7 separate regions of the Homo sapiens genome follow, and all the other regions are linked to region 1. The links are chromatin loops, found by intact Hi-C in ENCODE. Cell type or tissue: OCI-LY7. All regions are shown on one strand. Links, peaks and the distances in the headings refer to the core of each region. The heading gives the core; the rest is flanking DNA. Region 1 has its middle 54 kb from the start of CDADC1. Region 2 has its middle 56 kb from the start of KPNA3. Region 3 overlaps CAB39L (calcium binding protein 39 like). Region 4 overlaps CAB39L (calcium binding protein 39 like). Region 5 overlaps CAB39L (calcium binding protein 39 like). Region 6 overlaps CAB39L (calcium binding protein 39 like). Region 7 overlaps CAB39L (calcium binding protein 39 like).

Evidence for each region. Hi-C counts contacts between places; a loop is a spot of excess contacts. Peaks named below come from ENCODE experiments on the same cell type or tissue, not always from the same donor. Only the 100,000 strongest peaks of a DNase experiment are listed, where the experiment ranks them.
Region 2: a loop joins it to region 1, with 9 times the contacts of the local background. A loop is called at or near these places in 20 of 110 quality-filtered maps.
Region 3: a loop joins it to region 1, with 3 times the contacts of the local background. A loop is called at or near these places in 6 of 110 quality-filtered maps.
Region 4: a loop joins it to region 1, with 5 times the contacts of the local background. A loop is called at or near these places in 10 of 110 quality-filtered maps.
Region 5: it touches region 1 in a loop (12-fold over the local background); 10 of 110 quality-filtered maps call a loop at or near these places.
Region 6: it touches region 1 in a loop (6-fold over the local background); 100 of 110 quality-filtered maps call a loop at or near these places.
Region 7: a loop joins it to region 1, with 6 times the contacts of the local background. A loop is called at or near these places in 87 of 110 quality-filtered maps.

What each region holds. Positions count from the first base shown.
Region 1 is chr13:49,299,590-49,304,084 of GRCh38, forward strand. No RefSeq gene overlaps it. Among named protein-coding and RNA genes, the nearest start is that of CDADC1, 54 kb to the left of the region's middle. RefSeq lists silencers at 1,544-1,838, 4,084-4,378. In OCI-LY7, for the core only: CTCF peaks have their summits at 1,755 (motif pointing right), 1,956 and 3,037; DNase peaks (open chromatin) are centred at 1,772 and 3,072; H3K4me3 peaks cover 398 bases; H3K27ac peaks cover 1,214 bases.
Region 2 is chr13:49,846,185-49,850,679 of GRCh38, forward strand. No RefSeq gene overlaps it. Among named protein-coding and RNA genes, the nearest start is that of KPNA3, 56 kb to the left of the region's middle. In OCI-LY7, for the core only: CTCF peaks have their summits at 1,985 (motif pointing left) and 2,185; a DNase peak (open chromatin) is centred at 1,957; H3K4me3 peaks cover 701 bases.
Region 3 is chr13:49,369,789-49,374,283 of GRCh38, forward strand. All of the region lies in intron 5 of CAB39L (calcium binding protein 39 like), which reads right to left. Among named protein-coding and RNA genes, the nearest start is that of CAB39L, 72 kb to the right of the region's middle. In OCI-LY7, for the core only: no CTCF peak of the experiment used is centred there; DNase peaks (open chromatin) are centred at 2,273 and 4,003; H3K4me3 peaks cover 3,112 bases; H3K27ac peaks cover 4,000 bases.
Region 4 is chr13:49,399,886-49,404,380 of GRCh38, forward strand. The region is part of intron 3 of CAB39L (calcium binding protein 39 like); the gene reads right to left. Among named protein-coding and RNA genes, the nearest start is that of CAB39L, 42 kb to the right of the region's middle. In OCI-LY7, for the core only: CTCF peaks have their summits at 1,954 and 2,226; a DNase peak (open chromatin) is centred at 1,636; H3K4me3 peaks cover 2,169 bases; H3K27ac peaks cover 2,207 bases.
Region 5 is chr13:49,392,936-49,397,430 of GRCh38, forward strand. The region is part of intron 3 of CAB39L (calcium binding protein 39 like); the gene reads right to left. Among named protein-coding and RNA genes, the nearest start is that of CAB39L, 49 kb to the right of the region's middle. In OCI-LY7, for the core only: no CTCF peak of the experiment used is centred there; no DNase peak of the experiment used is centred there.
Region 6 is chr13:49,434,993-49,439,487 of GRCh38, forward strand. The region is part of intron 1 of CAB39L (calcium binding protein 39 like); the gene reads right to left. Among named protein-coding and RNA genes, the nearest start is that of CAB39L, 6.8 kb to the right of the region's middle. In OCI-LY7, for the core only: a CTCF peak has its summit at 2,169 (motif pointing left); a DNase peak (open chromatin) is centred at 2,129.
Region 7 is chr13:49,419,441-49,423,935 of GRCh38, forward strand. The region is part of intron 3 of CAB39L (calcium binding protein 39 like); the gene reads right to left. Among named protein-coding and RNA genes, the nearest start is that of CAB39L, 22 kb to the right of the region's middle. In OCI-LY7, for the core only: a CTCF peak has its summit at 2,204; a DNase peak (open chromatin) is centred at 2,191; H3K27ac peaks cover 273 bases.

The DNA of each region.
Region 1 (4,495 bases), core at 195-4,194:
GTACGGATAATGAAATGGAGTCTCAGGTTAAACGACTTACCCAAGGCTACACTGCTAACGATTGGCAGAGCCAGAACATGAATCTGCTCCAAATTCAATGCCTTTCATAATTTTCCCAATATGCACTTCATTTTTTTTTCTTTTCTTTTTGAGACAGAATGTCACTCCTATTGCCCAGGCTGGAGTGCAGTGGTGTGATCCCGACTCACTGTAGCCTCGACTTCTTGGGCTCAGGTGATCCTCTCAACTCAGCCTCCCGAGTAGCTGGGACTATAGGGGCACACCACCACACCTTGCTAATTTTTGTATTTTTTGTAGAGATGGAGTTTTGCCATGTTGCCCAGGTTGGTCTCAAACTCCTGAACTCAAGCAGTGTGCCCACCTCGGCCTCCCAGAGTGCTGGAATTACAGGCGTGAGCCACCGCGCCCGGCACAATATGCAATTCGTTTTGTCCAGCCTCTCCCTCTGATGTCTTCATTCTTCCCATTACAACTCCGCATGTCTCCTGTGGTGGAAGGCATCAGTGGCCCCAATTTTTCACCCTTCCCTTTCACATGTTTTGCCAGTTCCATCAGCAGGTGGAACTTGTTGGGGGACTTTGTTTTCAATAGAATAAGATGGAAATGTCCTCGTGTGAGTTTCGACATTAGGCTCAAGAAGCCTGTGTGTTTCCACTTTGCGTTTCTGCCATCACCAAACATCCGGAGCAGAGCCACCCCAGCTAGCCCAGCCGAGATTAGGTGACTCCCAGCCACCCCACAGACTTAGGAAGAAAACATTGGTTTTATTTAAGTTATTGCGTTTCAGGGGGCTGGTTATGCTGCAGTTGCTAAGCAATACATTTCTCCAACTTTCAAAAAGCTTCCCTTTCCCCACGGGGTTCCTTTCCCTTCATTACTTGGAAGCCTGTGCTAGCTTTCTCAACATCCTCCTCCTGTTTATTCCACAAACCACTGCTGCCTTTCTGCTCCCCCTCCCCATGGGAAGGTGCTCCCCAACTCCTAGTGGCCTAACCCTGCTTGGGCCCTGGGCCTTCAGTGTGCAGCATCAACTCGTCCTGAACCTCTCCTTTTTTGGCTTCATAACGCTTACCTCTTGTCGGCCTCGACCTGTTCTTGTGTTTCTTATCTCTCTCCTCTCCTCCCATGGCTCTTCCTGGGCCCTCTCACCTCTTTGCTTCCTCTCCAGGGCCCCCATCCTTTCCCAGGACCTCGAGGACCACCAAAGTGCTGACGACTGTTCCCAGCCTGCGTCTCTTCCCAGGTGCAGCTGTGTGTGCACGCCCCTAGACCGCTCCCCCGGGGGCCTGATTCACAGCAATGATCACCAGCACGTGAGGAAAGACTGGCGTAGGGGAGAGTGGCCAGGGTTCCCGCCAGAGAGGTGTTGCAGGAGTCCAGGCGAGAAGCGATGCGGCCCAACAGGGCATTAGGGTCACCAGAACCCCCTGTCTGGGCACCCATGCTTCTACCTGCAGAGCTGGAGTTTTGTTTGCAGACCTTAGTGTGGGACTTCACATTTATCCTTATTAAATCTAGGCATGGTCAGATTGCACCCAACACTGCAGCTTGTCCTACCGCTTGCTAATTTTGTTTCAGACACTAATTAGGCGTCGCTCTCAGAGACCAGGGTCACTCAGGCATTTGATCAATGTGTTACTTGTGTCCCATCCAAGTCATCGATAATGTTGAATAGAAAGGGCCCAGCAGGAACACAGTAAAGACTGTTACTTGTTTTAGCCACTAGAGGGCTGCATGTCCCAGAAATTGATGCAGGTGCTGCTTAGAAGTGAAACTAGGAAATGTGAGCACTGTTGGGTTCTATGGGGTTTGGAGTTTCCAGGGCGGGGGCGCAGAGGAGAGTGTAGCACACTGGGGAGCAGCAGATGGTTGTAGCATTCGTGGGCAAGGAGAGGGAGGAGTAGGGGGTTGGCAGAGACCACGAAGGGCCTTAGGAACACTTCTGGGGAGCAATAGGGAGCCATAGAAGGACTTTAAGCAGAGGCCACACGATCATATTTGCTTTTTTTTTTTTTTTTGAGACAGGGTCTCTCTCTGTCACCCAGGCTGCAGAGCAGTGACATGATCACGGCTTACTGCAGCCTTCACCTTTTGGACTCAAGTGATCCTCCTGCCTCAGATTCCTGAGTAGCTGGGATTACCGGTGTGCACCAACACACCTGGCTAATTTTTTATTTTTATTTTTGTAGAGACAGTTTCCAGGCTGGTTTCAAACTCCCGGGCTCAAGCGATCCTCCCACCTCAGCCTCCCAAAATGCTGGGATTACAGGCACTAGTCACTGCGCCCAGCCCCTATTTGCATCTTAAAGCAGTCACTCCAGCATCCGTGTGGAATGGAGGGAGGAAGAAGGGAATTGGATGGCTGCTGGTTGGTTCAGAATGAGAAATGATAAAGGTCTAAGGTGACATCTGAAGGGAATAAAGGAGGGGACAGAGGAATGTAAGTGAACTGAGCAGAATGAGGGCAGAGTGGCAGGGGACAGAATGGCAGGAGCCACCCAACAGGAGGGGAGGGGGAGGGAATGGGAGGGAAGGGAGGGTCACCTGGAAGATGTGAGGGGGCCAGGGAGTGAGGAGAGAAAGAGGAAAGTGAAATTGTGCTTTGTAAAGAATGAGTCGTACATTCACTCACGATAGAGCATTTATTATGTCGCAGACACTGGGCTAGACCCTGGGGATACATTCATGAGGGAAACAGACACTGCCCCTGCCCTGGAGTTTTGCACCCTAGTGGAGAGACAGCAGGTATTTGGGGCGGGAGGCTCCTGTGCTGGGCCTGGGAAGCCCAGAAGTGGGTATTTAAGCTGAGAGAGCAAGGATGAGAAGCAGCAGCCGGTGAAGAAAGCTGGGAAGACTATTCCCAGCAGAAGGAACGGTATCAGGGAAGGCCCTTTGGGAGGGATGGAAAAGCAGCCAGGCTTGCTGGACTTGTTGCAGGAGGAAGGCTCGGCCTGATCCTGTGTGCTTTAAGGACAGTGGTCAGGGCTTTGGGTTTGATTCTGTGCATCAAGGGAAGCCACTAGAGGGTTTGGGGGCAGGAGAGAACCATGACCAGATGCGACCTATGAAAAGATCACTTTGGATGCTTGCAGAGATGGGGTGCAGTCCAGGTGGGAGCCATGCAGATGCAGAGAGCTGCTCAGATGGGACACAAGTCTCAGAAGCAGAAATGCTGATGAATTGGCTGCAGGTGAGAGGCAGAGAGAACTCATGTGCCTTCCTGGGTTTCTGGCATGAACAACTGGGGGAATTTCAGGGGCATCAGCAGAGCTGGGGAAGCCAGGTGCAGGGAGTGACAGGAAGTCACATGCCATATTTTGAACTGTACCTTGGAGAGAGGGAGCCTGAGAGGCATCCAGCCAGCAGGTGAGTGCATGCATGAGCTTGGAGATTGCCGAAGTCGGCCCGGAGCCACAGAGGTGGGAGCCACGGTGGGGCACGCACAGACCACAGACCTGAAGCCTTGCAGGAAGACAGGGAGATGGAGAGGAGATGCGCAGGAGACTGAGTCCAGGCACAACGGTGCTCAGTGCTCGGCTCTGAGGTGGAGGAGGCTGAGCTGAGAGAGCACAGGAGGGTGAGGTTGCCTGGGCGACAGGAGAGGAGAGGGCCTGGAGAAGAGGCCACCAGCTCTGTCACCTGCTGCTGAGGGGTCAGATGAGCACAGGAAATCGCTACTGGATCTGGTGGCTCTGAGGCCCTGGATAGCCCTGGGAAGAGCATCTTCCAGGGAGGTGGGGAAGCCAGAGATGGGTGGGTTGTGAGGTACATCACAGGTGAGGAGGTGTAGCCCATTCGTGGAGAAATTGGAGAAGTTTTGCCCTGAAGGAGGGCAGAGAGACAGAAAAGGGGCTGGAGGGGCAGCTGAGGGATAAATGGTGCTTTTTTGACGGGTGACGCACATCTTGTGCAGGAACTACCTGAAAACTTGTGAAGACATTAGAAAGAAGAGCCAAGACCCAAGAAGGGAATTGAAGGTGCGAGGGAAACTGTCATGCCCGCCCTGCCCTGGCCTTCTTATACGGGTGCCTGTTCCCTGGCTGCAGGTCACGTGCCACATCTTGATTCTGATGGGCATAGCACATTGACAACTGAACAAAGCCACCCGGCTTGGAAATGGTCCCTGGTCAAGGTGAAGGACACGCCTGGTGCTGCCAGAGGCCACCAGGCAGCTGCAGGCACGCCCTCTTCCTTCCTCCCACACGCTTGGTAGCACAGAGCCTCATTCATCCAGGCCAGCAGGTCACAGCCATGGGAATGTCATGCTCAGTTCCCAGGGAAAAGGGCAGAGGCTTTTTCCCCTGCAGAAGAACCAGTCTGCACCTAGGGCCTTGCCCGTTTTCCCCAAGAGTCCTGTGATTATATAAGCATCATCTGTCCCTGATGCTGGGGTCCTGGTCAAGACTTCCCCAGGGCGGGGCTGGGGTGACACAGCTAGGCCCTGGCCTGGAGTTCAACCACCCTTTGTCCTGAT
Region 2 (4,495 bases), core at 250-4,249, 550 kb after region 1:
AGTCCAGCCTGAGTAACAGAGTGAGACTCGGTCTCAAAAAAGCAAAACAAAACAAAAGAACAAATGCACAGAGGGGAGGGGAAGGAGGCTGCCACAGCCCTGGGGTCTCTTTTCCAGGGGTATTTTTTTTTTTTTTTTTTTTTGGAGACGGGGTCTCGCTCTGTCTCCCAGGCTGGAGTGCAGTGGCGCAATTTCGGCTCACTGCAAGCTCCGCCTCCTGGGTTCACGCGATTCTCCTGCCTCAGCCTCCCGAGTAGCTGAGACTACAGGCGCCGGCCACCACACCCGGCTAATTTTGTTTTTGTATTTTTAGTAGAAACGGGGTTTCACCGTGTTAGCCAGGACGGTCTCGATCTTCTGATCTCATGATCCATCCGCCTCAGCCTCCCAAAGTGCTGGGATTACAGGCGTGAGCCACCGCGCCCGGCCCAGGGGTCTTAATACAGTTCATTTTGCACACGAACAGCATTATGCCTTGTGAACTTTGGTGCAGGCGGGAGAGCGATTAGAGGAGTTTCAAGACTGGTAGTCGATGATACCAGCATGTGACATGAGAGATCGGCCGAGCCAGGAAGGAGCCCATGTTCCTTATCTCATATACACAGAAACCAAGGGCCTTGTCCCCAGGCCCAGGATTGTTTAGCACAACAGAATCCCAGCCTCCCCATGTGTTACTCAATCGCTTTAATCCTCTTAAAAAGAATTGCCGGCCGGGCGCGGTGGCTCACGCCTGTAATCCCAGCACTTTGGGAGGCCGAGGCGGGTGGATCACGAGGTGAGGAGATCGAGAGCATCCTGGCTAATGGTGAAACCCCTTCTCTACTAAAAATACAAAAAATTAGCTGGGTGTGGTGGCGGGCGCCTATAGAGCAAGACTCTGTCGAAAAAAAAAAAAAAAAAAAAAAAAAGGGTTTTCTGATCGTGCTCTTGGTACCAGTTCTCCTGAGAGTGAGCTTCACTGTGCTGGATCACAAATGTCCGGTGGAAAGACATCTAGCTGGGGCCATCTCTCCACAGCCACAGCACAGAGCCTTGCATGAGAGGGAGGGAGGGAGGGATGGATGGGTGATTGCCGGAAGAAGATGCAGAATATCCCCTGGACTGCCTCCAAATACAAGTTCAGTGATATAGAACTTCAAATTGGTTAGTTTTTCTGGCATGAAAGGCTATGTCTTGGGGGAACACCTCTCCCACTGCCCCGCAGTGTAGATACCAGCAGCCGAGTACATGTAGTTACCACTGTTTTTGTTTTTTTTTATGGGTCCTGGCTCCTTCAATGGAGAGGCAGTAAGCAATTAAAACCCGCTTCTAAACCATCCTAAGTACTCCTTTGGAGTGGCTGCAAAAATCGATCATCCTCACGGATACAAAGGGGGAGAAAAGAAAAACAAAAGGAATTACTTTAACATCTTCATTTTCAGACTAGGTTAGGGCAGTAAAAAAGATGACCAGTGGAGGCAAACACTGGTTTAGGGCTGTGGCAGCGGCAGTGGGGTTCCGGAGAGAGAAGGGAGGGTAACAGAGGCTCTTCTGATCCTCCTTGCTTCTGGGGTCTCTTGCTGGGCCTCTGAGTAGGTCTGCAAGTAGGGCTGGGCATCGGGGCTCATTTTGACCACAAGTGTTTGCTGGTTTTGGAGTCAGGCAGACATGTGTCACTGCCTGGATTTAATTCCCATAGCTGTGTGACCCTCGGCCGTTTGCTTAATGTCTCTGAGCCTTAATTTACTCACCTGGGAGGAACAATAGGACTGTTCAGAGTAAGTGAAGTAGCACACTGGGCGTCAGGGCACGTTCGGGGCCGCGCCGGCACGCAGAGAACCTCGCCCGCTCGGCATTACTGTCTGGAAACGGCTTGCGGGGACGGTGGAGGATAACAGGGGGCGAGCACCGCCCGCAGCCGGAGTAGCCCTCGCGTTTTTTCCTTGACAGCGCGGCCGAGCGCCGCTGCGGGTTGTGGAGACTGTCCGCCCTCTAGTGGTCGGCTTCAAAAGTTGCTTCAAAGACAAGGCTGAATGAAAAGCGTTGGGGCGCCCTAAGCCGATGCACTGCATGGAAAGGGGGCTACCTTTCCCTTTCCCTTTACTAGAGCGGACAAAGGCTGTTCCATCTTTTTTGGGAGCCATAGAGGGGATCCGGTTGCACTAGCCTGCATCCTCAGGCTGCTGAACTGACCACGGTGGGCTAAACTGGAAAAGTTTCTTTGGGCAGGAAAGACTCAGATTTAACAAACATTTACTGAGCACCTACTACGTTCCTATCTCTGTGCAGGATGCTTTCACTTACTTTACCCATTTAAACCTCTCAGTAAGACCGGGCACGGTGGCTCACGCCTGTAATCCCAGCACTTTGGGAGGCTGAGGAGGGAGGACCGCTTGAGTTCAGGAGTTCAAGACCAACTAGGCAACAGTGAGACCCCTCTCTACAAAAATTAAAAAGTTAGCTGGGCATGGTGGCACACGCCTGTGGCCCCATGTGGCCCCAGCTACTAGGGATGCTGAAGTGGGAGGATTGCTTGAGCCCAGGAGATTTGAGGCTGCAGTGAGCCACGATTGTGCCATTGCACTCCAACCTGGGCAACAGAGCGAGACTGTTTCAAAAAAACAAAAACAAAAACAAAAAACCTCTCGGTAACCTGTGAGTGAGAGTTTAAATATTGTTTTTCTGATAAGATGGTGAAGCACTCTCAGGAAAGTTATTGCACACAGTGGAATCATGGCTACGTGGCTACCTCAGGATTTGTATTAGTACACTTAGGGCTGCTGTAATGACCTAAACATGGGTGGCTTATGGCCCATCCTAATAACCTCACTTTAATTGGATTACCTCTGTAAAGATTCTGCTCTAAATAAGGTCACATTCTGAGGTGTAGGGGTTAGAACCTCTACATATAAAATTTCAGGAAAGTAATTCAACTCATAACAGGATTTTTTTTAATTTCTTTTTTTTAGAGATGAGGTCTCGCTATGTTGCCCAGGCTGATCTTGAACTCCTGAGCTCAAGTGATCCTCCCACCTCGGCCCTCAAACATGCTAGGATTACAGGCATTAGCCACTGCACCTGGCCCTATAACAGGATTTAACCCATAACTCCTGATCCCAAGCCTGATGGTTACCTGTATATTCAAGCAGTGCTTCTTAAACGTGGATGTATATTGGATTTCCTGGAGAATTTTAAAAAATATATTGATGGGCCAGGCGTGGTGGCTCATGCCTGTAATCCCAGCACTTTGGGAGGCCGAGGCGGGTGGATCACCTGAGGTTAGGAGTTCGAGACCAGCCTGGCCAACATAGTGAAACCCCTTCTCTACTAAAAATACAAAAATTAGCCAGGTGTGGTGCCACACGCCTGTAATCCCACCTACTCAGGAGGCTGAGGCATGAGAATTGCTTGAGCTCAGGAGGTGGAGGTTGCAATGATCTGAGATGGTGCCACTGAACTGCAGCCTGGGCGATACAGTGAGACTCCGTCTCAAAAAAAAAAAAAAAAGTGTGTATGTATATATGGTTTTGAGTTCACCTCAAGAGATTACGATTTAATTGGCACATAGTTGACATAGTTGTGCCAATTAAATGTGTATAGACACTGGATTAAAAAAAAAAAACTCCTCAGGTGGTTCTAAGGAGAGGTCAAGATTAGAACCATTGACTTAGAGCACCTTCCCATCACCATTTGATAGGCTCCACCTCAGAGGAAGGATAAGCCCTCTCCTTGCTTCGCTGCCAGGGAAAGGAGGCCCAATTTGTCTTTAGTTCTGCAATCTTGGCTCCATTTCGGTTTCTATTTTTCTTATTCTTTTTTTTTTTTTTTTGAGATGGAGTCTCGCTCTTTTGCCCAGGCCGGAGTGCAGTGGCATGATCTTGGCTCACTGCAACCTCTGCCTCCTGGGTTAAAGTGAGTCTTCTGCCTCAGCCTCCTGAGCAGCTGGGATTACAGGCGCCTGCCACCACACCTGGCTAATTTTTGTATTTTTAGTAGACATGGGTTTCACTATATTGACCAGGCTGGTCTCAAACTCCTGACCTCGTGATCCGCCTGCCTCAGCCCCACAAAGTGCTGGGATTACAGGCGTGAGCCACCACAACAGGCCTATTTTTCTTATTCTTCAAGCACATCTGCTCTTCACACATGTCAGACTCACAGCCTAGTACATGACACACATTAGGCCCTTAACAAATATCTGAAGAAGAAAAGGAGGGAGAAGAATCACAAGGGAAGAAGTGCAAAGGGATGGGATTGGAATAGGGGAACTCTTGAAAAAGTGATGTTTCTGGAAAAGGAGGATTTCATGGTACCCACTGGGGGAGAATATTAGTGCAAATAGTGCCCAATGATGGATAATCATCCAGGGATTTGCCTTCCAGTGATACCACATAAGGGCATCAAATCACATTCACAACCTTAAATTTAATAGTTGTGCATGAGGTGAGGACGAATTACCTTGGGGTATCAGTTCCCCTTCCCACCAAACCCCCAGAGCTGGCACATGACAGTCCAA
Region 3 (4,495 bases), core at 317-4,316, 70 kb after region 1:
TGTTGGCCAGGATGGTCTCGGGCTCCTGACCTCATGATCTGCCCACTTCGGCCTCCCAAAGTGCTGGGATTACAGGCGTGAGCCACCGTGCCCAGCCGGCATAGGAGAATTTTTTAGGGTGATGGAACTGTTGTTCTTCATTACAGAACTGTGCACTAAAAAGGGTGAATGTTACTATTTATAAATTGTATCATAATTTTTAAAAATGAAAATTATAGCCAGTGAAGTCAGGGACTTCTCTATTCTTGCTGGTGTGTTGCGGGGGAGTTGAGGTGGGTGGGAGCAAGTGGTTGTGCTGAATTTCAGTAGCAGAAGTGGATAGGCAGAACAGTCTACCGGGTGAGGGGTAGCCACTGAATGGATTAGTGAGGGATCTTGCTGGGGACTAAAATTCAAATTGGACTAATTTATAGATATTGGGAAAGATATAGGGAATGAAACTACAAGCTAGCTCAAAGTTGCTCTCAAAAAAATTTAAATATATTAAATTTATATATTACATGAAATCCATCTGTGGGAATTTATATGGGAGATTATCTCCCCCACTGCCCCAATATCTTTGTCATTCTATTTTCTCTGCAGGCTGGCTTCTTCTGTTTCTTTAGGCCACATAGTGAAAAATACGACCACTGATGGAAAAACTGCATTTACTATCTTTAGCACCTGGCTAAACACTGGGGTTCTGTCTCAGTTCTAGTTCCAGAATTCCTGCAGAAAGCCTCTGGCCCTCTTTTGGTCAGATATCCACTTGCAGATCATTCAGCTTTGTGTTGTCCAGGGTGTCATATCACCCAAAATGGTTGTTCCCATGGTAACCATGTGAGTGGAGAAGGAGGGAGCATTCCCCAGAAAGCAGAGGGAGTGGGCAGACACAACACTTTATACACAGCACAAGCAGTCTTCATCCTTATGCAGATTACATTCCTTAAAATGTCTGGTACGATCAAACTAATGGTCACTGTCTTAATTTTATTACAAACAATTAACAGGTTTCACATCTAATTAAGAGCCTGATGCCAAATGCCATTTTTAATCACCCATAAATTATATTCCTTTATAGGATAAAGGCCTTCTAAAGCTTATATTCATTAAGCTTTAGGGCAATAGGGTAATGATAACATAAAATGCCATTTTCTATGACATAGTATTTCCCTACCTGAGATTGTAAATTCTTTAATTTGTCCAGTGAGGGGCACAAAATATATACACAATCAAATAAAATCAAGACCAAACATAATTAAATAAAATCAATGGCTGACACGCATAGTAAGCATTTCAAATTGTTAAATGTATAATGTACAGTTAAAGCTGGTATTTTAAGGCTTTATGATTTCTGTTATATTTTTACAGTAATAAAACCAAAGGTAAAGAGCCATTTTTTTTTCTTTTTCTTTTTCTTTCTTTTTTTTTTTTTTTGAGATGGAGTTTCACTCTTATTGCCCAGGCAGAAGTGCAATGGTGCGATCTTGGCTCACTGCAACCTCCTCCTCCTGGGTTCAAGCGATTCTCCTGCCTCAGCCTCCCAAGTAGCTAGGATTACAGGTGCATGCCACCATGGCCACGGCTAATTTTTGTATTTTTAGTACAGATAGGGTTTTGCCACGTTGGCGAGGCTGGTCTCGAACTCCTGAATTTAGGTATCCCAAAATGCTGGGATTACAGACGTAAGCCACCACGCCTGGCCAAGGGCCACTTTAATCAGGTCCAGGGAATAGAAAAAGATTATTAGAGGATAAACATTTACAAAATGTAGGACTACAAAATGGCTTAATGAAAAGTGGAAAAGTTGATCCTGGAGTGTTTGTTTTGCTATTTTTTTTTCTTTTGAGACAGGGTCTCATTCTATTACCCAGGCTGGAGTGCAGTAGCACAATCTTGGCTCACTGTAGCCTCAACCACCTGGGCCCAGGTGATTCTTCCACCTTAGCCTCCTGAGTAGCTGGGACCACAGGCAGGCATACTCTGCTAATTTTTTTTATTTTTTGTAGAGACAGGGTTTTGCCATGTTGCCCAGGGGGGTCTCAAACTCCTGGGCTCAAGCAATCCTCCCACCTCAGTCTCCCAAAGTGCTGGGATTATAGGCGTGAGCCACTGCACTGGGCCTGTTTTGCTAATTTTTTTTAATGTAGCGAGAAATAATCATTAGGGATTAAGTTACCATAGAAGACAATTTTCTGCTTCTTTGAGCTGCTTATTCAGCCTGAACAGTTCACTTTGCATCCACCCTGGTTTTGCAAGGCACACCTGCCTTTAAAATGAATGTATCAGACCTTACAGGCAATACATTTTCCCTCCTTTGATCTCTTATCACGTTGTGTTTCAAAACATCAAAGAGTCTAAAGCTGTGTCTTGAATAGTAGCCAAACCTCAAAAAACACAGCTGAGTTTGATCCTGAGCCCATAAAAATCAGAAGCCTTGCAAACTCAGCCACAAATCATTTTTTGAACCTCATAATAGTGTGCTGAAATGGTTCTTTTCTGTCTGCAATTTTAAGGCTTAAAGCATTAGATAAAAATTTATAGCTACATAATGAGATTTTTATTTAACCCAAAGGCCGACCTCCTAACTAGCCATTATTCACATGATGATAGCCGGATCCTCCAGTATTGTCCCTACCCCAGTGGGCCACTTTCCTCTAGATTCCTGACAGAGAAGTAGGTTTGTCAAAGATTCCTGAGTCAGTCCCTGCCATCCAGTTTAAGTCAGTGCTGCCAGCCACCATCACTGCTGTCAGCTCAGGGTTCCAAACCCCTGCTCCCAGCGCCCTTCAACCCCCATTCATTGCCTTGTTTCCTGCAACTGCTTATTTTTTCAGCACTCAGTTTACTCCAAGTGTAGAAAACCACCCCTTCTTCACTCAACTTGTTTTTTGTTGTTGTTTTTGTTTTTGTTTTGTTTGGAGATGGAGTCTCGCTCTGTCGCCCAGTCTGGAGTTCAGTGGTGCAATCTCGGCTCACTGCAAGCTCCGCCTCCTGGGTTCACGCCATTCTCCTGCCTCAGCCTCCCTCCAGAGTAGCTGGGACTACAGGCGCCCGCCACCACGCCCGGCTAATTTTTATATTTTTAGTAGAGATGAGGTTTCACCGTGTTAGCTAGGATGGTCTCGATCTCCTGACCTTGTGATCCGCCCGCCTCGGCCTCCCAAAGTGCTGGGATTACAGGCATGAGCCACTGCGCCGGCCTCAACATGTATTATTAGTACAAAGTTCCTTTACAAAGGTTTAAGGTGAACAAAGGATAATCACAGCACAGTGCAGAAACACCTTCAAGCTGAAGTCTACAGATCACTTTTATGAAAGGTTCCTCAGTCTTCCTGATCATCTTTCTCCATGAACATCTTCCTTTTGTCATGGTTCTGGATACCTCTCTCTCCCTCCCTCCAAACCTTTCTCCTTTCTTCTATTTCCTACTCCTATCAACCTTGGCCAAAGAGGGCATTTCTCAAATTTCTGTTACTTTTCTCTGCCAAGGAAATCTAAGCTTTTTTCTTTCAGTCTTTTCCTTACAGACATTGCCTAGAGACTTCAGCCTTTCAAACTAACAAAAAAGCCAATCAAGGTATCTTCTAAACAAAAATTCACTTTTTTTCTCTGTAAGGAATGTGCCATTCTCCTAGGTTATCTGGCAAAAGCTGTAGTCCATCCTTAAAATAATAATTTTTCCTTTCTGTTATCAAAACATACCAGAAATTTTACAGTCAAATGACTGTTCTGCTATCCAAAGAAGCACCAGGAGAGGCTATTCACGTACTGAAATCATATAATCATCACCCCAAAGAGTTTGAATTATCTTCTAAACAATTTACTGATTCCTTCAGAAAAATGGCTCACTGGTATGTCCCAATACCTTCTTTTGGTCCAATTCTTTTACCTCTGCTTTGATATCTCATTCTCATTACTACATTCATTCAAACAATTCACAAATTAACATGCCACTAGGTGTGGCAAACACAGTCCTCGTACTCAAGGTAACACAGAAGTGGCTGTCCCAGTGCAAGCCATGAACCAAGAGACATGGGGGTGGGGGTTCTGTGTCGCTGGAGTAAGTCTGAAGTCAGAAGGAATTTTATCAAGCTGTCAGTAGCTTACATAGATACTTTAGGCTTGAGAAGGAGAGTTGCTGCCTGCAGGCTGATCATCCATGCCTCCAGTTCATAGAGATAACATAGTACATTTCTATAAGTAGGCTAATAATGCTAGGAATGCTGGCTGCCTCCTTCCTGAAAATACTGTATGTAGTTGGAATGCTTAAAATGGAACTGTACTAAACTTTCACTCCTTTTCATTCATTCATTTATTCATTCAACCAGGAAGTATATATTTTTCTACAGGCTAGAGAAGGATAACGGCTGCATCTATGGAGTATCACATTCACTTATAATTATGTTCTAGGTATGTGTCACGTCAATTGAATAAATAAAGTTAAGAATTGCCTATCTTATTATCACAATAACAAATCTTCATAATAGTTTTGAATCATCAGTTTAAAAACGTA
Region 4 (4,495 bases), core at 306-4,305, 100 kb after region 1:
AGTGCAAGATACTAACTAGCCCAGAAAAGGTTCCCACAGACCAGTTGAGCTGCTTCTTATACATAGGTCAACAGTCTAAAAAAAAAATTAAAACCTGCAAAATCCCACAAAACAAAACCTGTTTTACAGGCTTCTGTACACGTAGAGGAAATGTTAGAGAAATTACAGCCATTTTATGGTCTATCTAGGGTACAAGCCCTTCTAATGTGTTTACTGATACTCTGCAGAAGTTTTCATTTCAGTTGTTTTGCCTTAAAGGATTCACTTGAATCAATAACTAAAGACATATATATTTTTTGAGGCTAGCAGAGGGTAGATTAGAAACTCTGCTTAGAGTGGTGTATCCTCATGCAGTGACTCAATTTCACAGTTAACAACATACACTTTCTTCCTCCTACAGAACAATGATTACATGCCTCCCTCCATGCCTTTAAAAAGATATATATAATTGGCATACACTCTCCTATTTTAAGATTATACAAAAAAAGTTTTATTGGAATGTGAATAGATATTTTTAAGAGTTTATTTTTCTTTGCTCTATTGCTTATACAAACACAAACACACACACACACACACACACACACACACACACATGGTTATATTAGCTCTTCAACAGAATAAGATTATACGAGAGGAAAGCTTGGTATAAACTGTAAGAACAAAATAACTGCTTTATTCCTTACTTAGAAACCCAAATGCATTCATTCATTTTACATAAAGTAGGAAAAATCAGGTGTCACTTATTGGGTCTAAAAGAAGCAGTCAACATTTAAATTATATATCCTTTGAAGTAACAGTATCAACATTTTTATTTAAATTATGAGAGAATGCTGTAATTTATAATACAAAACAGTGATAATTCAAAATTTACTAACAATAGACAGAAAGAGATAACTTTCTAATTTTCATGCAGTTGAAAGAGAAACATGAAAAAAGGTATACTGTACTGCCACTATTTTATTTTTGGAAACTCTTTGTAAATAAAAACCCATTTCCAAAATAAGATATTCCATGAACACAGAATAGTTGGTAATGGTTCAAGTGCCTTAGGCAACAGAGAAGTATTGTTTTGTAGTTTTTTTAAACCTCTCCTAGTAACAGCAATTCATTATGCACAAAGAAACAAGGTAACAGCATGGTTTATAATGCATATATAAGTAATAACTGCAGAACCTCAATTAAAACTAAAGTTTACCATATTCCTTCCATTTCTATAAACCAGTATAGATAACCTTGTTGATACTCACCAAATGTTACAGAAATGCCTAGGCTTTTCTAAGCAACAAAATGTAGACACATGGTGAGGTGCTGAAGACAGCTCTTTCTTGAGCTCAAAGCACTTTAGATGAAGTAGCCTTTATCGTCCATTTAATAGAGGTTGCCTCCTATTACCAAGCGTGGCAGAGAAAAGAGTTTCCACAATTAGGTCTTGACTTTCTGTCCCTCTTTTTGAAGAGTAACAGTTACCACTGGAAAACGTTACCAGAAAATGATCACTTGAACACTCACATAGGGCAGCTGTAAATTTCCACTCTCTTTGCTTGCTCTCAGATTCCAAGCCTTGCTTGTCTCTTAATCTGTCACAGGCAGTTCTGTTTCTGGTCAAACCAGCTTGCTTATGCGTTCTCCACTCCCTCTCTAACACTTGCTTTCAGATACGTACCACAGTCACAGCTCCCTTTTACTTCCTCCCTCCTCAGTCCTGTAACGTCACAAGAATGCGTGTAAAGCTGAGGCAAAATAAATTCTTGGGCCAAAAAAGAAAAAAGTCTAGAGATAAACAAAATTTTTTCTCATCACTTTTTTCTGTCTTAAGTCTTATACTTGTTCATGCATGGGGTTTTGTCAACTGATTAAACTGGCTGGACCACCTTGTTTAAAAATGTAAATAAAGGTTATTTTTAAAAAAGTCATGTTGATAGTAATAATAACAGATTCACCTGCTAATATGCTAGCTCCTGAAGGAAGATGCTATTCCCAACCATAAGAAAGTGGAGCAAGTAAACACACAAGTACTTGTATTAGAAACTTAATCTTAACATTTAAAAAGCAAGGAAGGTTTTAGAGTACTTATAATTTAAACTGTGCAATTTTATGAAAAAAATGTATTTCTTAATACGGTATATTTTGAAACTTGGACCAAAATTTGCAGTTATAAAAGGGAAAATTATAAAGAACATAGAAAAATATTGACACCAAAAACAAAAGAGCAGTTTAATCATGTATGTGCAAACCAAATGTAATTATTGCTGTTGGAAAGAAGGTTTTTTTTCCCCCTAAACATTACCGGTCAGAATGCATAACACCTCTTATAAGAATTACAAAGTCTAAAGGCTACAAAAAATTATTAAAGTGATTATACACATACAATTATAGAGTAAAGTATCTTAAAATTACGAAACTCTCTGTAAGGTTTGGGGATGAGGAATTAGGTAGAAAGCTGAGTGGGCTCGTGGTTGGCAGGTTTAGATGGCATTTGTAGGATTCTTTGGAATTAGGAGGCAATGTATGCAGCTTGGAATACGTGCTGGCTCTGTATGAATGCTAGTCAGATCCTGCTTTGGAGTTCTGTTCCAGTTCCTTAGCCCAGAACACTTTTAGGTTCTCCATCTCCCACTATGTCCCCAGTCAAAAGTCTTGGGCCCTTCTACTGACGGATCTTCCAAGTACAGAAGGAACAGAAGTAGTTATTAGACCTATTATTAAGTAACACATTCTTATTCTCTGCAGAATTAAAATCTCTCTAAGAATATAAGCTTAAGTAAGGTGAAAGGTAAACATCTATAAACAGTTGTTTATATCCCTTAAGAAAAATAAGTCAGTAAAAGTCGGCCTTAAAATATAGGTGTTTTGATCTCGTTTATTTAAAGTAGAATTAAAATTTAACTATATTATACAGTTATTTGGTTATTTCTTAGCACCTATTAAATAGGTATCAAAGACGACTAGAGATTAGTCTGCCAATTTTTCTTTCAATTAGTAGTTTTATAATTTTTAGAGTTTTATTTCTCCTTTTTAAAGAGATGTTAAATGGAAATAATTCTAAATCACTGAGGGTATGAAGTGTCTAGTACCTTAGGTTATACTCCGAGAGTTGTAGTATAATTAAAGAAATTCAGAATTTATAAAAGTGGTTCTTAGGATAACTGCAAGGTTAATTTAAAACTGGGAGACTGTATATCAATCTATAGTGGATTCAAAGGCACAAAGTCAAGTCAAGGACTTTAAAACATATAATTACTAAGATTATTTATGATTGTTTGTATATTTAATTCCTATTAAATACCATTCCATTTTCCAACAGCAAGAGTGCAGAAATCTCATAATATACAGGAAACTGGGTTGAGTATTCAGAAGGATATTGCCTCAGTAGCGGAACCAAATTAGTTTTAGATTAAAGGTTGTTCTGGTCCCTCTTAATAGAGATTAAAAGTAAGCCCCGAAAGGATCGAATTACTTCCAAATAACTGCAACCCAGAGTAAAATTTTAAAATATTTATATAAATTTTTTAAAATCTAGCACACAATAACGTAAAATTCACAATATCTGACATCCAGTCAAAAATCACCAGGCATGCAAAGAAGCAGGAAAACATAATGCATAAGGAGAAAATCGATCATTAGAAAAAGACTCAGAAATGACACAAATAATAGAATTAGTATACAAAGACATTAAAACTATTAAAAATATCTTCCATAGGTTCAAGAAGGTATTAGAAAGATAAGAATGTTAAGGAGAGACATGGCAGATATAAAAAAGATCTACATCAGATTTCTAAGAATTAAAATTACAATTTCTGAGAAAACATTTATTCTGTTTCATGGAATGAAGTGTTGCCTAACTCTAGAATCACAAATAAGGCCAACTAAGATCTTTAAACAACAGCAACAACAACAAAAAAACCCTATAAACTCTGGAATGAAAATTACACCAAATGAGATGAATAGCAGACTGCACACCGCAGAAGAAATGATTAGTAAACCTGGAGACACAGTGACAGAACTTATCAAAATAAAGCATTGAGAGAAAAAAAGTTTAAAAAAATAAAAATGAACAGAGAATCCCTGAACTATGGGGAAACTTAAAAGAACCTAATGTATACTATATATACTATATTTAGTCTTTGGACCTTGAATAAACATCAGCAGTAGCCAAGAAATAGTTGTTACAGGCCTTGGGCATAACCCAGTACTGTGCTGGCTTCACGTGTGACCCAGCATTGACGCAGTATAGTCCTAGCAGTGGTGGTCACAAGAGGGCTTGCACCATCCCTCCCCGAACTGTAGGCAGCTCAGCAAGGAGAGACAGAGAAAGACTCAGTAAGGGAAGAGAACACGAGACTGTCTGGTAATCCAGGGAATTCTCCTGGATCTTACCCAAGACCACCAAGGCAGTATCTCCTCAAGTCTGCAAGTCACAACATTACTGGGCTTTGAATATCGCCTAATGCAAATTTGGCTGCAGTGACCAAAGACTTAGATCACAACACTCAAT
Region 5 (4,495 bases), core at 144-4,143, 93 kb after region 1:
TCTAATAAAATTAAAACCAAGAGAGATACAAATCTTAGCTCAATTTACAAAAAAATGGTTAATGGAGGCATACTTACTAAAAGGAGGTATAAAACAAAGGTCATCACAATCACGCTATCATTACCATATGTTGTGATCAATGCACTAAAATATAAAACATAAATAAATGCTACAAAATTTGGGAAGGATGTGACAAAATTGTAATTAACAGACAATATGATTATATACCTAAAAATATGAACAACTGAAATTAGTAGAAATTAGGTTAAGTAGTCAAATACATGATAAATATACATACAGCTTTCACATATAAGAAATTGCCAGTCAGAAAACATAATGAAAAGCATATTTTGATCATACTGCCAACTAAATATGTACAAAATCTATACCAGATCTGTATTTTAAAAAACTACAAAACCTTAATTTCGAAAATAGGATAATTACTCTTCCTGAAATAGAAAACTAACAAATAAAACAGAGAAATAGAAGATGTACTTATAGATGTATGTGTCTATTTATCTATTCATCCCTTCAGCTAGCCATCCTTTTAATCTTATAGTCACAGAATGATTCTAGAATGTGGCTTAGCTAATCTTAATGACATTATCTAAATTATGAGATTTGTGATGGTTTAACTTTCTTCATGTAGGTATTTTTCTGCATTATTTATAATGAGCACATTTCTTTTTTCTGAAATAATAAAGAGACTGTGGAGAAAACCTACATAATTAAGATAGGAAAGATTTGAGGTTAAAAAAAACACTCTATTTTGTTCTTGAATAGACAGAATAAATATTATTTAAATGTCAGTTATTCTTAAAGTCCACAGTTTGATACAGTTCCAATCAAATGTCCAAAAAAATTTTTTTGGTATCTAAATTTAGTCAAGAATACTAAATAAGCAAGAATAACAAATTTTAAAAAGGAAAATTAGGAGGAAATGAAATGAAAAGTGTTATAAAGTACTGTAACACAGTAATAGCACAAGAAACAAACACATCAATGAACAACACAGCTCAGATATAGATGTTAATATAAGTGACTTTCAAATTTCTGGATGTGAAATAGTTTCTGTAATTTTATAAGTGATAAAATAAATTTCAAAGAAAAAGACCAACAAATCAAAGTTAATACGAATATGCCACAAACACAAAAATTTGAATTTCTATAGATAAATAATAAAAAAAATTATAGGCAAACAACAAACTAGAGAATTCTGTGATATGAATCTGAAAGATGGAGGGCTAATATCATTACAAAAGATCTCTTTAAGACAATTAAGAAAATCATTAAGGAAACATACAGATAAGTGAAAACCATAAATGAGGAATTACAGTTAATGAACATATTAGTAAATGTTTAACCATTCTCTATAATAAAAAAAAATGCAAACTCAAAGTGAAAGACTATTTTGTCCATTATGTTACTAAGTTTTTTGTTGTTTTGACAAACTCAATTCTATTGATGGTATTTTGCAACAGGCTCTCATTTCTTACTGGTGCAGATATAAATTAGACAATAATTTGACAAATATGAATCTAGAACCTTAAAATGTTCACAACCTCTGGCTTTATAGTAATTCCATTTCTGGTAATCTGTCCTAGGAAAATAAACTAAAATAAAGGATTATCTTTACATGCAAAAATGTTTACTGCAATTTTTTATCATAAAAAACTGAGAAATATCTAATCTAACAGAGGGAAATAATTAAATTGTGATATACCCAGTTGATGGAACATTAGCATATGTCACAGATTTTTTAAACTTTTAAACTTTTTACAATTATTTTACATTTTAACATTTTCAAAGCTTAGGTGTGTCTTACAATTGTTGGTGCCTTACACTAACAGGCAGATTCTTTTCTTTCTCGGTTGTACATAAAGTAACCATATGTCTTAAAACCAGCGACTTATTAAATTTGATGAAATATGTCTAGGAAAATATTTCCAAAGAATGTGAAATAGAATGGAAATGTTAATGTTAAAAACAACATCCCAAATTACAGAGCATAACTACAACTATGTAAAGCAAACAAAAACACAAACACACAAAACCTATGTATAGAAAAAATAATTTTGAAATGTTAACGGTGATTGCCTCTGAGTAATGTAGTTTGCTTGTGGATGCTTAATTTCCTTCTTTCTTCAAATGTTCTGTTTTTTCCGAAGCTTGTATAATAGATCATGCAAATGCTTTTATAGTAGAAATGTCTCTCTTAAATGGTATTTTGAATGAATAAACAAATAACCTTTTTTTTTTAAGTTCAAACTGTGGAATATCTGATTGTCATGTCTTTTCTTTCTTTTTTTTTTTTTTCTGAGACGGAGTCTCACTCTATTGCCTAGGCTGGAGTGCAATGGCATGATCTCGGCTCACTGCAACCTCCGCCCCCCGGGTTCAAGCGATTCTCCTGCCTCAGCCTCCCGAGTAGCTGGGATTACAGGCACTCACCACCACGTTCGGCTATTTTTGTATTTTAGTAGAGACAGGGTTTTACCATGTTGGCCAGGCTGGTCTGGAACTCCTGACCTTGTGATCTGCCTGCCTCAGCCTCTCAAAGTGCTGGGATTACAGGCATGAGCCACCACGCCTGGCCTGTCATGTCTTTTCAAAGCATTATTCAAACATGATTTCTTTGGCTATAAAGTTTCATAAAGAGTAGTACTTGGCTCAGATTCTGGAGAGAAAGCCAAAAAAGATCATCCAACTCTGCTCCCAGGGAACTCACACCCTGTAGATTTTGTAGTAGATTTTGGCAGCATTCTCTTTCCTAATACACAGTAAAATATTTCATATTCCTAACTTGTGTGTGAGCACCATTGAAGATGGCCCAAAATCAACCACCCAATTGAGTCATCTGAATATGTTCAGTGACATAAATGGAAAGGAGAGTTGGCAGGGGGCAGGGGGGTAGGAGAGGACCTAGGGGAAGAGGGGAATAGCCACTTGGAGCATTAAATGCCCTTGTTGTTATCCCACTTAAAATATTTCAAAGGGAAAAATGTCTAATATCTAATCTCTAACTATGCTATTCAATAATAATTTGAGGCCAGGTGCGGTAGCTCACACCTGTAATCCTAACACTTTGGGAGGTCAAGGCTGCAGTGAGCCATGTTTGTGCCACTGCACTCCAGCCTGGGCAACACAGTGAGACTCTGTCTCAAAAAAAAAAACTTAAAAAAATAACATTTTGAATGTCAAAGTTTTCCCAGGAAAACTGAAGGGAGTGGGAAATTTATATCTGAAGCCAAAAGAGATGTCTCAACATTTCCAGAGGTATAACCAAACTGCTAACTCATTTTAAGAAAGACAACTAAAAAATGAACCTTCTTTTCCTCACATAAGTTTATTTTACAATCAACAATGAGTTAGACAGGAACATTTCCAAAATGATTTCTTAAGAGCTTGTTAATTTAACTTAAGGCACAGGCACCTTCTGTTAAACTAAAAAAATTAAAATAAACCTACCACCACATAAAAAAAAATTTCAGGGCCAGGCGCGGTGGCTCACACCTGGAATCCCAGCACTTTGCGGGGCTAAGGTGGGTGGATCACATGAGGTCAGGAGATTGAGACCAGCCTAGCCAACATGGTGAAACCTCGTCTCTACTAAAATACAAAAATTAGCCGGGTGTGGTGGCAGGCGCCTGTAATCCCAGCTACTCAGGAGGGTGAGGCAGGAGAATCACTTGAACCCAGAAGGCGGAGGTTGCAGTGAGCCAAGATCGCACCACTGCACTCCAGCCTGGGTGATATAGCGAGATTCCATCTCAAAAAAACAAAAAAAAAATTCAGAAAAGGTCAGGGATGCTATTCCTTTACCTGTATTCCAAATAGGATTCACAGATAGAAAGAAATGAAATCAAGTGTACATGGCAAAAAATTGTGCCTGTAAGATTCATTTTTTAAAATTAAATGGGATGGAGGTTACATGAGTACATACATATGTCAATACTAATTGAACCATTCTCCTAAAATGGGTGCATTTGATTATATGAAAATCTTAAAACAAAAAAGTGCACCTTAAAGTTCTACTGTATTTGCTACTGTATCCAAGAAGACTCTCCCCCAAAAAACATAATTTAGAATTGCCTTCACAGAGATGGTTAAGTTACAAAGCATATCATTATATATGTAATAATACCATATCATTATGAACCATATTATATATGTCAAAGAATCTTCCAATCAGTATCTTCTATGCTTCAATTTTTCCATTTTAAAATATGCATCCTAAATGTAATTACAAAGCACCACAACTGAATTTTGTACTTGAAAACCTATAGATATGAGTGAAACAATAAAGTATAAATAACAACTTTCACTGACAATCCCTTTTTCAGTTAAAAATGACTAAGAATAACTTGTTTTTATAAGTTTTATTAACCAAATTTGAGGGAGAGGCACTTTCTAAAAATGGGCAATTTACACAGAAATGGAAAAGTTGTGAGGAGCTTTTTATGAGTCCCATTCATCTGGAAGCCTCAGTCAGACT
Region 6 (4,495 bases), core at 258-4,257, 140 kb after region 1:
ATAGAAACAACTTCCATTTAGAGAAATCTCTCTTCTGTTGTTGGCACCTTTACCCTGCTCCTTCCTTCTGCGGATACATTGCATACTTTTCCATGCCTTTGTTTTTTCCACTTCCTATTGTATTCTACAGATCATTCTCTATTGGTATATAGAGACTTTCTCCCTTCTTTTTTATGACCTCTATGGAAAGACGGTGACTTGGAAGGGGCACAATCTACCTGCAGACTGTTGTACTGTCTGGATGCACCTTAGTTTATGCAATCAGTTCTCTATTAATGGGCATTTTAGTTATTTCCAATCTTTTGCAAATGCAAGTAATATGCTGCTATGACTAACCTCCCTTTGACTATTCCCTCCCATGCAGTTTATGCTTATGTATCCTTACCAGCAATGTATCAAAGTGCCTATTTCCCCACAGTCTACAGGGCCTATTGTATAACTTTTGGATTTTGTTGAAAAATGCTTTAACATAGCTTTAATTTATATTTTTCTTTGTATGACTGAAGGTGGAACATCTTTTATTTTTGAGATGAAGTCTTGCTGTGTTGCCCAGGCTGGAGTGCAGCGGCATGATCTGGGCTCACTGCAGCCTCCGCCTCCCAGGTTCAAGCAATTCTCCTCCCTCAGCCTCCCCAGTAGCTGGGATTATAGGTGCTCACCATTACACCCAGCTAATTTTTGTATATTTAGTAGAGGTGGGGTTTCACCATGTTGGCCAGGATGGTCTCAAACTCCTGACCTCAAGCGATCTGCCCACCTTGGCCTCCCAAAGTGCTAGGGTTATAGGTGTGAGCCACCACGCCCAGTCTGGAACATCTTTTATATGTCTGTCATGTGCATTTCTTTTTCATATCTTTGGCCCATTTTCCTACTGGGTTGATGGTCTTACTTGCCTGGAATTTTACGAAGGTGTTTTCATCCAGGAGGTTAGCTCTTTGTGATATAAGTCCAAATATTTTTCCCCGCTTTGTCGCTTGCCTTTTGACTTTGCTCGTGGCATTTTTCACTATTTAAATACTTTTTTATTAATATAGTAGGATTTATCATGGTTTTTCTTTAAGAATGAGTCATAGTTATAAAATCTTTGGCTTATACTTTCGTAGACTTTAAACATGTTGTTCCATGGCTGTTTTGCTTTGTATGTTGCTGTTTAGAAGTCTGTTGCTAACCTCTCCTTTCTGTCTGGAAGCCCAGAGGAATTTTTCTTCATCATTTTGAAAGTCCAACTGTTTTACTAGGACATGACTTGGAACTGACCATTCTGGATCAATTTTCCCAGTACACAATGAGCCTTTTCAACATGTAGATTGGAGTCATCTCTTATTTCCAGAATGTTTTCATGGATTGAAACTTAACTATTAGCTTTGCTATTGTTTTTTTCTTCTTAGGAACTCTACTTTTACTTATTTTCTATATCAATCACTTTCTATTACTTTTTAACCTTTCTTCATTTAATTTTCATTATCTTGGTTGTTTTCATACCTTTTCTCAATGCTCCTTATATTCAGTCCAATCTTTTCTTATGTACCTTGGAATTTAGCTTCATTTCTTTCTTTATGACTTTTTTTTTTTTTTTTTTTTTTTTTTTGAGACAGGAGTCTCTCTATATTGCCCAGGCTGGCCTCAAACTCCTGGGCTCAAGCCTCTCAAATAGCTGGAACTACAGGCATGCACCACTGCATCTGGCTTTAACTTCATTTTAAAAGCTGATTTTTCTTTTGATTTATTTTATTTCCTGAGTTCAGTAAATTCACTTTTCATATCTTCCTCTTTTTGTCCATTTGTTTTGCAGTTTTGAATTTGGATTTGAGACTTTTTATCTCTACAAATGTTAGTTTAAGGATATTTTAAATTCTGGTAGGAGTACTGTGCTGTAGTTTTCTTTAGTGCTATAGTTGGATGTTTCGGGAAGACTTTTCATCAGCTAAAATTTTTTAAAAACTTTTTTCCTTATTTTTTGTAGAGACTAGGTCTCACTATAGTGCCCAGGCTGGGCTCGAACTCCTGGGCTCAAGTGATCCGCCCACCTTGGCCTCTCAAAGGGCTGGGATTACAGCTGTGAGCCACTGTGCCCAGCCCAGTTGAAATGTTTTGACTATCATTTTGTTTTCCAGCTAAAGTAACTTTATATGGATGTTGCCTGCCATCTTCTGTTCATCTTGAAATATTTTATTTTTCCTAAACCAGATATAGTTGTGTATAGGCAGAAGCAAGGAATTTAGATGACTTAACTGGATTTCTTAGTAAATAGTACCTAATAAAGTGTTTTTTTGTTTGTTTGTTTTTAATTAATGACTCCTTTTTGGGTGGGAGAAATGAGTATCTATTTTCTATTCTGGTTCACCAAGATCCTTAATTTCTACTACCCCTTCTCTCTATCACCAAGCCTCCAGGTAGATGGTGACCCTTCCAAGGCACCCTCTTTCCTTTCCCCAGAAGCAGTACTTTCATGAGACTGCGTCTTTGGTCTCATTTTCTTTCAAGTCTCTTATTTTGTCTAATGGATCTTACACCTCTTCTCACTTCTCTATCCAGGGTGGGGCTTTCTCTTTCTGGGAATTATCTGTATTCTGCTACCCCTAGGTCCTGCAACCTCTCCTCTTTTTTTACAGTCTCCACCTTGCTTGCCACTTCTCCATGGATTCTGCTAGACTGCAGTGTTGATTTCCCTGCATGCCCATAGACATTTTGCTAGCTATTAATGTATGCTTACATATCAATAAATTTGTATGGGTTTTCTCTTGTTAACCTACTGTTAGTTTAGTTCAGCCAACTCAGTTATCAAACCTTCAGAAGCGAAATTTAAGCTTCCCTGCAAATTGCTGGTTATTATTTAATATTATTTTGACACAGGGTCTCACTCTGTTGCCCAGGCTGGAGTGCAGTGGCGCAATCACAGCTCACTGTAGCCTTGACCTCCTGCGTTCAAGAGATCCTCCGACCTCTCTCAGCTTCCTAAGTACCTGGGACTACAGGTGTGTGCCACTACGCCCAGTTAATTTTTTTATTTTTTATTTTTTTTAAGAGACAAGCTTTCGCCATGTTGCCCAGGATGGCTGGTCTCAAACTTCTGGGCTCAAGCAATCTTCCTGCCTCAGCCCCGCAAAGTGCTGGGATTACAGGCATTAGCCACCGTGTCCAGCTGGTATTATTTTTATTAGTGTTCTATCTTGCACTTCTGAGTATGTTTAAGCTTCCACCTGTCAGCTTCAAGGGCTTTTTTCTCCCAGCTAATGCCTAAAAGGCAAACAACCTTATTCTACTTCTCATTCACCCTCCTCTTTTCCTCCCATTTTTTTGCGGGTTATATTATTTCTACAATGTCAGACCATGTAATATTTATATACTATTCTATCATCATTATCCTCATCTTTTAATCTTGATGCTACACACAAAATATATTTGATTTGCTCACCACCTGACCTTATGTTGAAGATTTTCCAATCATTTCTTGGTTGTCTGAAATTTGTTCTCTAGTATACGCTTCAGAAGGATTCATGGGAACAATTATAGCCATTTTCCTTGAATTATTTCATGTTTATAAATGTTTGTCAATGCCCTGAATTCTTGAAGGGTAGTTTGGTGAGATAGGAATTATTTTATTTCTTTGAATAAATACTTTCTTAATATCTGACATAAAATGTTGCCACCAAAAATCCAATCTGATTTTCTTTGCAAGTGACCTGCTCTTTTTATTTCCCCCATCAATGCAAGAAGGGTTTATTTTTAAAAATCCAACAATTTTACAGGACCACATCTCAGTGTTAACTGTTGTGGGTTGATTTCTCCAGGTTTACAGTATGCCTTTCAACATATGTTACATTTAAACCTACTTTAATGTTAAGCGTTCTTGAATTACAGTCCTAATAGTTGTTCTGGTCCATTGCTTTGGCTTGCTTTGTTTTACTGTAGTAAAATAAGGAACATAAAATTTACTGTTTTAAAGTATTCAATAAGTGGCATTAAGTATATTCAGTGTTACATAAACATCACCACTATCCTTGGGCTTACATTTGGGGAACTCCATTTATATTTATTCTGGCTCTCTTTGCCTGTCTTGTCACCTCTTGACTCCTTTTTAAAAATCTTTTTATTTTCTTCATTTTTCCATTTTTCTTATCGTACTTTCTGTGATGTATATTCACTCTTGGTTTCTAATGCAATCATCACTTTAAACTGTCTTTTTCTTAATCTTTTATTGAGTTTTGTCTGCTCTCATTGCACCTCCTTCTATGGTCTAGCCATCTCATTTCTTTTTTTCCCCTGAAAACATAGAAAGAGGTGAATTTTATTTACTTTTTTATAATTTCAAGTTCTCTTTTAGATTTGGGGGTACATGTGCAGATTTGTTACATGGGTATACTGTGTAACGCTGAAGTCTGGAGTATGACAGATCCTGTCATCCAGGTACTGGGCATTATACTCAACAGTTAGTTTTTCAACACTTATTGCATTCCTTCCCTGCATAGTATTCCACGGTTCATATGTAACCAAT
Region 7 (4,495 bases), core at 157-4,156, 120 kb after region 1:
GGTGGCATATGCCTGTAGTCCCAGCTGCTCAGAGGACTGAGGTGGGCGGACTGCTTGAGCCCGGGAGGTCAAGGCTGCAGTGAGTCAAGATCATACCACTGCACTGCAGCCTGGGCAACAGAGAGAAAAGAAACCCTGTCTCAAAAAATAGGAAGAAGAAGAAATGAAATTCAAAATGTAAAATTTCCAGTGCTTGAATCACAGTTTTCAAATTCAGCTTCAGTACTGTCAATTGGCAAAACAACAACAACAAAAACCCCAAACTTTATTATTTTAATCTATTTGGTTCATATTTTGCAAGAGATGGTGGATCTAGAAAACTTTAACCGGGATTTTATGACCTTCCCCTCCCCACCCCGCCAAATCTGAACAAAGAGCTCAAACTACTTTTTTTCCTTCTTTTATTCCATATCATATAGAAGAATGCCACAGTTGCAAAAGAGCAAGCTATCTCTAAAATCCAGGGCCAAGATCAGCAATCCCAGTACTTAAGTCAAAAGAATCAATAAACAGTAAATAGGATTAATTAAATTCATTCTATGTTTCAATTTGTCCAGGTTTTAAACACATTATTCAATCACAGCCATCATAAAATAAGAAATATTATATTAAACGCATTAACTTTAGATTAGAGGATGACAAGTTTAAGGAAGTTGCAGACATCCATTTAGATATCTGTGAAAGGACAATTATTTTAATATTCTTTAATGTACAAGATTTTATTAATATTTCTACAGCACTGTCAAGAAAAAAAGGAGGCCCCAATGAACTGACAAGTAGGCTAACATATAGATTTGTCTTGCCATATTTCTCTATGTAAGTAAATTCAGTTCTGAAAAATAATGCATAAATATACTTTAATGATACAACTTCATTTATCCTCACCTTGTTGACTTTTTCATCTTATGTTCCCAAATCTACTCCTCTGCTGGGTTATTAGCATTTTGCAGTTATAGTTATATATTTTATCAATGTATTAGAGACAGCTAATTGCCTTCCAATATCTGTTCTCCACTTCTTCCCTAACAAAACGCTGTTTATTTCATCACTTTGCCAAACAGTATAAAAGCTCAATTTTCCAGGCTGTCGCCTCAGCTTCCCAAGTAGCTGGAATGTCAGCTAAAGGAGTCAGTGTGACTTAGTCCTGGACAATAAAATGCAAGTAGGGGCTTCTGGGTAGACATATTTTTCTTTATTCTTCTAAGTAAAACCAAAAGCCATGTACATTATGTTTATTATATAAAATGTGTTTGCTTTATTGAGATAGAATTAATGTATCCTAGAATTCTAGAACACCCATTATTCTAACTTTATTAGAAATGCTAAGCATCAGTATTACTGTTGGAATTACGAGAATTTGAAAGATAGCTGCATATAAGGTCAAGAATCAGTAAGTAGAACTACAAAGCAGAAAAAAAATTATTACATTTAATATAACAGTAAATTCTAAGGGACTTAGAAATAAATTTAGCAAGCGAAGAACACATCTGCATGAAGAAAAAAATAATAATCATATCTAAGGGCAAAGAATAAGATCTGAACTAGTGAGCAAAATATCTGTACATTATATTTCAACTAAAACCAAAAGGATTCTGAAAGGTGGAGAGACGACAAACTGGCTAGGGACCTCAGGACCCAGGAGAAAACATGGTAATGATATCCTGAATTTTCTTATTTTTGCTTTCTATATCCCACTCTGGATACTGGTGAAGCCAGCAACCCAGGAACACCAAGTGCAAAGAAACTGCCTCCCCTCTCTGCCCGCCCCTGGAAAAAGACTGCTTTCTCTAGCCAAAGGAACATGAAAGGGGCAGCAAGACAGAAAACTTAAAGGCAATAAATAACTCCAGACAAACACCACAGAAAAAAGTGAAACTCCACCCGACCCCCACCAGCAAAAACCAAGTGGAAAGCCTAGACTTCCATCCCTGTCTGGCTGTAAGAGGAGGCACCCCAAGCTCTTTCCCTAAATGGGGAACAAGGGGAAAGTTGGGACATTCATCCCCCTTGAGCATGATCTAATATCCCCCTTCCCATCTGCGCTAGTGGAGACCACTTTAGGAGCCTGGACTTGCAGCCCACGCATCAGTCACAAGGTGCTCCTCCCCCGACTGCAGGAGTGGTGCCAGAGGAGACTTGTTGAGTGCTGGACTTTCACCACCACTTAGCAGTACCAAGGCCTCCCCTCCACATGGTGTCAGTGGAGGTCCATCAGAGAGCAGTAATAAGGCACTCCTCTACCTCCTAATGAGAGGGGTACCAGTGGAGGCCTAGTGGAGAGCCTGAACCTCCTCCTCTACCCAGCAGTAACAAGCAAACCCCCTCCCCTAGGTGGTCAACTGAGAACAGGGAGAGAACCAAGCCCCTCTGGTGGTAATGAGGCAACCCTGTCTACCCCCAGCAGTAGTGTTGGAGGGTGCCTGCTAAAACACAGATTTAAGTAAGACCCAGAGTCTTATAACATAATACACACAAAAAATAATAATAATACACAAATGTCCAAGTTTCAGTCAAAAATCACTTATTTAATCACAAAGAGATATACCATTTGTTTGATGGGGGCGGGGAGAGAGGGATAACTTATACCAAGAACCAATAAAGATCTCAAACTGAATGATTAAAGACAATCAAAAGATGTCAACACTGAGATGAAACAGCTTGACTGTGCAACAATTTTCTTTTCCTCTCAAAATCTTCTGGCCCTTCAGATTAACACTCCACTGACATTGCACTTATACAGTAAAAGCCTTTACTAATTTATAAATTATAAACTTTGTGATAAAGGAAAGAGTTAAGTATTTCCAAGGAATTTTAGCCCAAGGAAAAGTCGGCATTTAAAAATTTATTTCTGGCCGGGCGTGGTGGCTCACACCTATAATCCCAGCACTTTGGGAGGCCCAGGTGAGTGGATCACTTGAGGCTAGGAGTTCAAGACCAGCCTGGCCAACATGGCAAAACCTTATTTCTACTAAAAATACAAAAAGTTAGTTGGGCATAATGGCATTAGCCTGTCTTCCCAGCTACTCAGGAGGCTGAGGCAGAAGAATGGCTTGAACTGGGAGGTGGAGGTTACAGTGAGCTGAGATTGTGCCACTGCACTCCAGCCTGGGAGACAGAGCGAGACTCTGTCTCAAAATAAATAAATAAATATAATTTTAAAGTGTATTTCTCCCTTAATTTTTTTTTTTTTTGAGGGATGAGTCTCACTATGTCCCCCAGGCTGGTCTCAAACTCCCAGGTTCAGTGATCCTCCCACCTCAGCCTCCTGAATAGCTGGGACTATAAATGCACCCGGCTTCCCTTACTTTTTTATTTCTTAAACTTACCGTTGATTAGAAGCAACCGGAATGAATTCCTTGCACTTCTCAAATTTATTATTCTCTAATATTAGTTACCGTGCAATTCTTACAAGACCAAAAGCATTTTAAAAGTCAATCTTTAAGTATTAAAAAATATACTGGAAAGACTCACCAAAATAATTTATGAATGAGATGATACTAGGTCATTTTTAAGAACACTAGAAAATGTTATTTTTACATTCTCAGTGTACAGAATTTTTTCCAAGTTATACGTAAAAACTAGGAAAAAACAAAATCCACAGACCTAATGCAGAAATGTGATACAGCTTGGGTGAGGATAAAAAGAGGAAGAAACAGCTGTGCTACTCATGAAGGACTATACCATAGATCATTGATGCTCTATCATTAGTATCATCAGGATCACCTGGACGGCAGGTGAAACAGATTACTGGGTCCTTTCCGCAGAATTTCAGATTAAATAAATCTAGGGCAGGTGAGAATTGGCATATCAAACAAGTCCCCAGGGGACGTTGATTCTGCTGGTCCAATGACCACATTTTGAGAACCACTGCCTTAAAGAGATGATGCCTGTGCAGATCACAAAATATAATAATAAAGGTCAGCTACTGGAAGCCTAACTCTAGTGAAGCAAGCAGAACAGCTGTACCTAATTCTGAATTAAGAGTAAGAATTAGAGGCCAGGGACAGTGGCTCACATCTATAATCCCAACACTTTGGGAGGCCAAGGTGGGAGGATCACTTGAGGCCAGGAGTTCCAGAGCAGCCTGGGCAACAGAGAAACACTCCCATCCCTACAAAAAATAAAATAAATCATTTTTTAAAAAAAGAGTAAAAATTAGTAGGAGAGAAAGGGAAGTCAGACCCTAAGTTGCTGTAAAGGTAAAAGTTCATAAAAACCAGAAAATAAAAACAAGTAAGCAACTCTCTTCCCATACACGACAACCTTATTAATGCATTTATTCAACATTTATTGAACAAGAACTATATACCAGGTACAACACATGGAGAACACAAACATAAATAAGCATTAACTGCTAAAGAGCTCATCATCTATAAGGTGAAACAGAACAAAAAGTAATTGTAGACCTAGAAAAGTTAAGGAATTTAACTAAAATGACAAACACAGAAAAATCTGTTCGGCAAATTTCTAAGTTATAACTTCAATGGCATTCTTA